Linked DNA regions of Homo sapiens: regions 1 and 2 are each linked to region 3. The links are chromatin contacts, found by Hi-C or POLR2A ChIA-PET in ENCODE. All regions are on one chromosome and are shown on one strand. The core of a region is the stretch at or near the end of the contact, and the rest is flanking DNA. Distances in the headings are between cores, read along the strand shown.

Region 1 (2,700 bases), core at 70-2,569, 44 kb after region 3:
TCCAGATTCCAATTCCTGCATTCCCTTAACCTCACTGTGTCTCAGCTTCCCCATTTGTAAATGAGAGATTAGGGATTAATTTTCTTTATTTAAAATATTTTCAACTCCATAGTTCTGATTTGAATCAGTCTGTCTATCCTAGCAGATGTAGCTTCTTGAGGAAGTCACAATATCTTAGAAATCTTCACATCATCTTTGGTGCCTACCTGTGCTTTGTACATAGAAAAACCTTAATAAATATATGTGCAGTGAAAAAAATTCATGAATGAATGAATAATTCCATATTTTCTTTATATAAAATACATCCAAATGTTTCATCATTATTTTTGTAGTTTAAGTAAAATATAACCTCCAATTCTGTATTTCTAGAGACAATATAATAAAAGGCAACTATTAATAGAACAAGTCATAGAGATTCAAGCTTTTCAACATTTATCTTTTCAAGCACCATGCAAACATACAAGATGCAAATTCATAGAGCGTGAAGAAACTAATTATATACTTGGTTGCTAGAAGGAACTCATTGAAGCTAAAAAAGAAACAAATTTAAGATAAACAGAGAAAAAGCTACCTAAAATAGCTAGTTGTAAACTGATAAAAATATTTTGAAAATCAGCATCTATCAAGCATTTTTTTTTTTTTTTTGAGACAGAGTCTCGCTCTGTTGCCCAGGCTGGAGTGCAGTGGTGTGATCTCGGCTCACTGCAAGCTCCGCCTCCTGGATTCATGCCATTCTCCTGCCTCAGCCTCCCAAGTAGCTGGGACTACAGGTGCCCGCCACCACGCCTGGCTAATTTTGTTTTTTTGTATTTTTAGTAGAGACGGGATTTCACCGTGTTAGCCAAGATGGTCTCAATTTCCTGACCTGGTGATCCACCTGCCTCGGCCTCCCAAAGTGCTGGGATTACAGGGGTGAGCCACCGCACCCGGCCCTATTGAGCTCTTTCTATGTGCCAAACACTGAACTAAGTTTTTTCTGTGTATTATTTTACTTTAATCCTTAAACTACTCTGTACAGTAGAATTAATTATCCTCCCTTGACACATAAGAACACCTATCCCCAGAGAAGGCACACAAATTGCTCAAGCTCACACAAAATATAAATAGCAGAGTCAAGATTTAAACAAGCCTGTCTACATCTAAGCCCATTCTCCTAACGACAGCACACAATTGCCTCCCCAGAGGTGATATAGCCTAGAAAATAACAGATTGTTTTAAATGTCTTAAAAAGACAAGTTATAGAATTAAAAATAGTTAAGTAGCTCATTTTATTGAAAGAAAAATGACCCATTTATACTAAATCAAGGAAAAAGGGTGGTTTGTTAAAAGGATTTACAAGGCCTGAAACAGGAACTGAAATTATGTCAGAAACTAAAGCAGCCCCGAGCGTTGACTGTTTTAAACTTTTTCTTTCGAAAAGCTACGTGGTCTCTTCCTCTCTCTCTCTCCTATTCATATGACAGCCCTTGCTTTCCCCTCACATCAGCTTTATTTTTCCAGCCTATCAACAATTCCATGGCATCATTTCACTTCTTCTTCACTGGAAAATGGTACGTTTTTTTCCTAAGTTCTAGATCAAATTACCAAGAAAAGTAATTAGATTTGTCCAGCTCATTTTGTTGCACAAGGACATGGATCACACTGTGTGTCTCCAGCACTCTGCTGGGAAGAGGATGCCCTGACCAAACATTAATACCTGGCTTTCCAGGCATATGCCTTTTTTCTCCCTTACCCCTGAGGTTACCTGCTCTCTACCACTCCACAATTCTTTTTTTTTTTCCTACAACCAAGTTTCTACAAAGAGTAGTGTAATTTTTTTGTCTCATCTTCCATTTCTCCTTATCTAGTAATTATACTTCCCATTTGTTCTTTAATCATTGATATCTGGATTATGCCCCCAGATGTCACAGAAAATGATCTTGTTTATGTTGTCAAAAATTATCTACCAGCAAAATCCAATTAGCAATGTTCAATCCTCTTAGTATTTGACTTCTTGGAGCCTCTAACATTGTTGACCACTCCTTTATTCTTAATCTCTCACTGTCTGTTTCTGTGGACCTATTATTTTCTTCCAGTTAATGTCATTTGTCCCTGGTTGCTCCTTTACAGGATTTCCTTCCTTTGCCTGTCTTCAAATGTTGGTGATCCCCACGTCTCAGTCATTTGCCCCATTTTCACTTTACCCACTCTCTATAGCGATTTTATCCTTGTCAGTGACTTCACCCAGAAGGCTGTTGACTTTTAAATATTCATCCCATCTCATGCAACTCCTCCTGAGTTCCAGCTGCATACTGGTAAAGCCCACTTGGATATTCTGCAAACATCTGAAACTATACCTTTATAAACCTAAACACATTATCTCATCCACACTAAATTTTCTCCAATTCCTCCTTGCATATTCCCCACCATAAAAACATCACCATCTTCCTCAATATGTCTAAGAAGGTTCTTCCTCTTCTTTATCCCTCACTTTCAATCAATCACTATACTGGTTAAGATTCTGATTACAATTAATAGAAACCAACTTAAGCTAAATGAGTGGAAAAAACGATCTGTCATAAAGGTACAATAATTCTTGCATAATCCAAGGACAAAAATGTACATGGGCCTTATGCATCAGAAACAGTTCAATGGAGTTTCTTCCTGTATGTATTAGTCAAGATTATCCAGAGAAACAGAATCAGTAGGAGATTAGATAGA
Region 2 (2,700 bases), core at 105-2,604, 42 kb before region 3:
AGGGGCTCTCAAGCTTTAGCATGTATTAGAATGACCTGAAAAACTTATTAAAACACAGATTGCTAGACTCCATCCCAGAGTTTTGTGAGGTGGGGCCTAAGAATCTGCATTTCTACATATTCCAAGGTGCTGATGTTGTCACAGGTCTGAGAACTATGCTTTGAAAATCACTGATCTACAGAAATGGAGTGACAGTGAGAAATGGGCAGTCATGATCAAAGTACACTCCTGCTTGCTATACTTGTACAATGCTTACTAAATATAAAACCAAGTTAACTTGAACATCAAAGGCATCTTAAATGGGGCACATGCCAAAAGGAGGAATTACAGCTGAAAAGTTGGAATATAGGGAAAGTCAATTCCACCTTCTGCTTGAAGATGGTATCAGGTCTAGGAACGTGGGGTTCTGGGATAATCCCATGGAATCAAATCTTATGTGATGTTCTGCTTCATTTTGATTGCAATCACTAGCTTTCTTTACCCTGAGGCTAGTTCTTCAGTTCCCAGTATGGCACACAGTGGGCTGAGTGGAAGGGACAAAGGTGAACTTCTCAGGGTTACTGTTGGTATTCATCACCAGCCTAAGAACAGAAAAACACAGCCAGGAAGAGAAACTCAGGTGAAACTGGACAGCCAGAGCAGAAGTGGCTCCTAGATAGTGGCTCTAGAAAGTAAGGTATTTTTAAATGTTTGGGGGGATTTATATATTAAAAAAATAGAATTTAAGAAGTCATTAATTAGGTTTTGGTCTTGATGTAGGTTGCTTAAGAAGAAAAAATCAGTTTCATTTAGAGGCCTGTTTTGGAGATTGGTTCTTACCTTGTTGGAATAGAGATAGCAGACTTGGGCCGGGCGTGGTGGCTCACCCCTGTAATCCCAGCACTTTGGGAGGCTGAGGCAGGCAGGTAGCTAGGTCAGGAGCTCGAGACCATCCAGGCCAACACGGTGAAACCCCGTCTCTACTAAAAAAAATACAAAAAAATTAGCTGGGTGTGGTGGCGGTCGCCTGTAGTCCCAGCTACTCTACTCAGGAGAATGGCGTGAACCCGGGAGGCGGAGCTTGCAGTCAGCCAATATCGCGCCACTGCATTCCAGCCTGGGCAACAGAGCGAGACTCTATCTCAAAAAAAAAAAAAAAAAAGAGAGAGAGATAGCAGTCTTGGCCTATGGACTGGATTCTTGTTTCGCTTGTGATATCACTTTTTCCAGTCACTGATTTGGAATATTTGCGTTTTTTAACTTCTCTTTGTCAGATCTCAGGCTGCCTGGGAGGTTGAGGGTAGGGGTAGAAGAGGGATTACAAAAACCTGGCAGCCTCCATGGACTCACACTATGGGTACACATTAGAAATACACCAGGGAATGGAAGATGAGTCACAGCCATGCTGAGTCATGCTGGCCAGATAACTATCAGAAGGATTTCCTGTTTGCCTGCGAGGGACACAGATGATAAATTATTTTTCCTCTTATTTAACCCATTTGTGTTAATAATAACGTCATAGATGGTGTATCCCTTGGTCCATTATCAGAACTCTCTTAGTTTAGTCTTCCAAATATAGAAGGAACAATGGGACACAGGGTCCTGAAGTGAGTCTGTGCCTTATTCGGTAAATTTGATGCAAGCATCTTTGCCTTTAAGTGCAGAGAATGTCAGTCTTCTCACACGGAATGGGGAAGGCTGCTTTGTGTACTTCCCCTGACACTACAGCATCCAGATGGCCAGTCATCTGGGAAGAGGAGAGCAGAGTTACAAAGGAGACAGAGTCAATGATAAGTTCAGAGGCCTAGGAAAGTTTATTTAACCATAATTGTCATCACTGAGTGAACAGGCAAAGAACCCGCATTAAGTCTTGCTCAATTTCTAGAAGCAGATTCCCAAACGTGGATGTGCCTATGCATCCATCTCCTGCGATGCTCGTGATCAAGGTAAATTCCTTGCTTCTATGCATAGTCCTGGAAGCTGATTTTTTAAAAGACTCCCTTCCTCAGTAATTTTGATCCACTTTGGAAAACATTGCCTTGGATGACATCCTCTTCTGGGCCTAGTCATTGAACATGTTGAAAATTGTAATGTCTGCAACATGGAAATGTACAGCTAAAATTTACACTAGAAATGACTTGTATGTATGGTAGAGGATAAAAGTGGGGATGAGAAGAAAAGAGAAGAGGAGCACATTAGGATCAACAATTTTAAGGTACTGAAGAATGTGAGCATTCTGTAAGCCACAAATTACCATGCTATGAAGCTTCAAATTGCACTTATGCCACTGGCCAACATATACATTCATCATTTGTCCTGCTCTATCATGGAAAGAATGGATAATTTACACTGCTCTTGATTTTTTAAATGAGATTCACATACCATAAAAATCACTATTTTAAAATGTACAGTTCAACAGTTTTCAGTATATTCACATAACTGCAGATATCACTATCTAATTCCAGAATATTTTCATCACTCTCAAAAGAAATCTATGCTTGAATAATCCATTTCCTATTCTCCCCTCCAACCTCTAGCAACCACTAATTTACTTCCTGTCTCCATGATTTGCCTATTACGAAAATGCTGTATAAATAGTATCATGGAAATGCTGTATAAATATGTGTGCTTTTGTGACTGGTTGCTTTCACTTAGCATAATGTTCTCAAGGATCATTCATGTTGCAACCTGTGTTAGTACTTCATTCCTTTTCTGAGAGTA
Region 3 (2,700 bases), core at 135-2,634:
TGACTTGTACACAGTGACATGCACAGATCTTAAATATATAGCACTTTAGCACTACTCTGATCAAGATAAGAATAACACCAGTCCTTGACAGGCTCCCTTATGCCCCTTCTCAGTCTCTGTCTCCCCAAAGGTAATGTCTATTTTCTACTTTATCACCACAGATTAGTTTTGTCTATTTTTAAATTTTAAAATTTAAAATAACTTAAATATTTTTAAATATATTGATGGACTCATACAATATACACTCTTGTGTCTAGATTTTTTCATGCAGTATACTTCTGTGAGATCCATCCATGTTGTTTGAGTGTAGCAGTAGTTCATTCTTTTTCATTTCTACTTTATATTCCATTGTACAATTATATCACAGCATGTCTATCCTTTCTACCATGAATAAATATTCGGACTGTTTCTAATTTTTGGCTATTGTGAATAAGCTCTTAAGAACATTCTTGTACATGTTTTTAGTTTTCCCAGTTTTCTTTTCTTTTTTTTTTCTTTTTTTTGCACATAAGCACTCGTTTCTGCTGGGTGCATAGCCAGGAGTACAGTTGTAGAGCCACAGGGTCATATTTAGCTTTAGAAGATATTGTCAAACAGTTTCCCAAAGTGGTGTGACCACCAAAACCACCCTCCTCTTGTTTACCCCCTACCTCACTGGCCATTCTTTCTCAATTTTTTTTTGCCAATCCTTCGTAATAGCCCAGTGTTTTAACAAAGAAGTACCCTATTCAAATCCACATCTCCTTTTGGCCTCATCCTCCTTTTCCCTTTCCCTACCTTATTTTTCTTTATATCAATTATAACCATTTATAATAATGTATAATTCGCCAAGGTATTTACTGTCTTTAACCCTGTATATTTTAAGGGGTATAAGCTTCATGAGAACAGAACTTGTGCTACTTTTATTCCCTGATACATTCCCTGTACCCAGAACAGTCTCTGGCACATAGCAAGCACTCAATAAATATTTGATGAATAATTGAGTGATTAACTGAATGGAGGAAATGTTAGGGAAAAATGGTAAGAGGCAGTGGAGAGATATATTCTCCCCCAAAATCTTTAATGAATCGCTAGTATGGATGTAGCCCTGTTTGAACCTGGACATTCTGAACTTTATATGAATTGCATCATCAAAGTTTAAGTTCCAAAGGCAGGTGTCCTTGAGTTCCTGACTGGGACAGAGATGAGTGGAGAGGAATCAAATCCTGAAAAACATCTGGCTTTGTTTTTTGTGGCAAGTGTCAAGGTCCCTCAAAAAAAGTGCCCAAAATAACTTTATAATCACTTTAAACTGAAACGTAAACTAAAGAATTGTGCAGTTTGGCAGCCACTGACGTCACATCATTTCATCCAGTTCTAACCAGAAGCTTCCCAGGAACACAATAGCTGTTGAATCATTAGCCAGGGTGTGTAACTGGAGCCAGCTACCAATCTGGCCTAAACCCTGAGTTATACAATAAAAGTAGTTTGTAAGCTAGACTGAAATCTCTGTGGCCAGAACAAACAGTTAAACTGAAAATTATCACAAGGAAAGGCCAAAGTCAACAAGTTTGGTAGTGACTCAAAAAAAAAAAAAAAAAAAAAAAAAAAAAAAGCAAGGAGCTCTTGGCTTTGGCCCAGGGCAGACCAAGGAAACAGAGGATAGGTGAGAGATGCAGGCTCACATCAGGTCAAGGACAAGGTGGAGGGCACCCAGAATGTTTGATGGCATTCAGTATTCATTTTGCATTCTGTGTTCTTGGAAAGCCAGGGTGCAGCCTGGGCCTCCCAAAGGTATTAGCAGTGTCAGGCACCTGATGGCCTAATGCCACTTACAGAAGCAGATTTCTAAAATCTCACTGGAGATCTAAATCAGGAAGACCAAGAACAGAATGAAGTGATGGGGAAGGCTTTGTTGTTAGCGCTGGAGACTATTTTCAAAATAAGCTGAGTTTATCCAAGATTCTTGGCCATTGAGCAACTTTTTCAAAGGTAATCGAGGTTGGTTGTCCCAACCCTTCTTCTTCTTAAAGTACAAAAAGACATTTGGCCAATAAACCACTACACAAATATTTCTGTTCTTAGGTTTCTGACTATATTTTGTCTTATATGACATACTGCTTTTATGCTTCCTTCTAAATTTTAATTATGAGAAGAGTAGAGCCTATGATTTACCCATCTGTAAATCTTCCCCCAAACCACGACCTCCACCTAGTTCAGGGCTTTGAACATGATAGGAACTCAGTAAACATTGTTGAAATGAATGGAATATCTTTCAAATGTGTGAGGAATCATACTATGTTTAAGGCATATTGAAACTCTGCTATGGTATGATTTCTTCCTCGCAACCACCAGCACAATAGAACCAAACTGGTTTGTCCACACTTCCTGCCCAGGTAACTGGAGGTGAAACTTTTGCTCACCTTAAAATATTTGTCATATTGCCTTAATGTCTTTGCCCACAGAATTAATGGAAATACTTGGGTTTACTGATAATTGATAATTGGGCTTAAAAATATTTGTGTAGTAAACATAGCCAGACTATGTCCTATGTGCCCAAAACATCTCTCAGTGATTAAAAGTATTCTGTTTTGAAAATAAATAAGCATGATGATGCATGCTGGGGTTTGGTAATAATTTGCTACGTTTGGTTCAAATTAGTCAGTTCCTTTCAAAGTCATTGAAGAGTAAAATATGAACTGCCATGCAATGAGGCTGACC

The links. A loop is a pair of places that touch in the nucleus more often than their neighbours do. ChIA-PET counts read pairs that join two places held with the same protein, here RNA polymerase II (POLR2A). Pooled maps may share reads with other maps.
Region 1: a map with no recorded cell type shows a loop between it and region 3 (8-fold over the local background). The contact joins two enhancer-like sites. A Hi-C loop is called at or near these places in 1 of 37 single-sample maps with no recorded cell type and 2 of 50 pooled maps. POLR2A ChIA-PET finds 5 or more read pairs at or near these places in 3 of 52 experiments (B cell, GM12878 and endothelial cell of umbilical vein).
Region 2: a map of PC-3 shows a loop between it and region 3 (4-fold over the local background). The contact joins two enhancer-like sites. A Hi-C loop is called at or near these places in 5 of 168 maps with a recorded cell type or tissue (MCF 10A, PC-3, aorta and 2 more) and 6 of 50 pooled maps. POLR2A ChIA-PET finds 5 or more read pairs at or near these places in 5 of 52 experiments (AG04449, BJ, MCF 10A and 2 more).

The regions. Positions count from the first base shown.
Region 1 is chr1:173,019,197-173,021,896 of GRCh38, forward strand. No RefSeq gene overlaps it. Among named protein-coding and RNA genes, the nearest start is that of TNFSF18, 30 kb to the right of the region's middle. Within about 2 kb of position 1,320, at least 4 of the 41 ENCODE cell types and tissues checked have a DNase peak (open chromatin) inside an H3K27ac peak, as active enhancers do.
Region 2 is chr1:172,932,682-172,935,381 of GRCh38, forward strand. No RefSeq gene overlaps it. Among named protein-coding and RNA genes, the nearest start is that of TNFSF18, 120 kb to the right of the region's middle. Within about 2 kb of position 1,355, at least 23 of the 41 ENCODE cell types and tissues checked have a DNase peak (open chromatin) inside an H3K27ac peak, as active enhancers do; they include PC-3, where a contact is called at or near this core.
Region 3 is chr1:172,975,152-172,977,851 of GRCh38, forward strand. No RefSeq gene overlaps it. Among named protein-coding and RNA genes, the nearest start is that of TNFSF18, 74 kb to the right of the region's middle. Within about 2 kb of position 1,385, at least 8 of the 41 ENCODE cell types and tissues checked have a DNase peak (open chromatin) inside an H3K27ac peak, as active enhancers do; they include PC-3, where a contact is called at or near this core.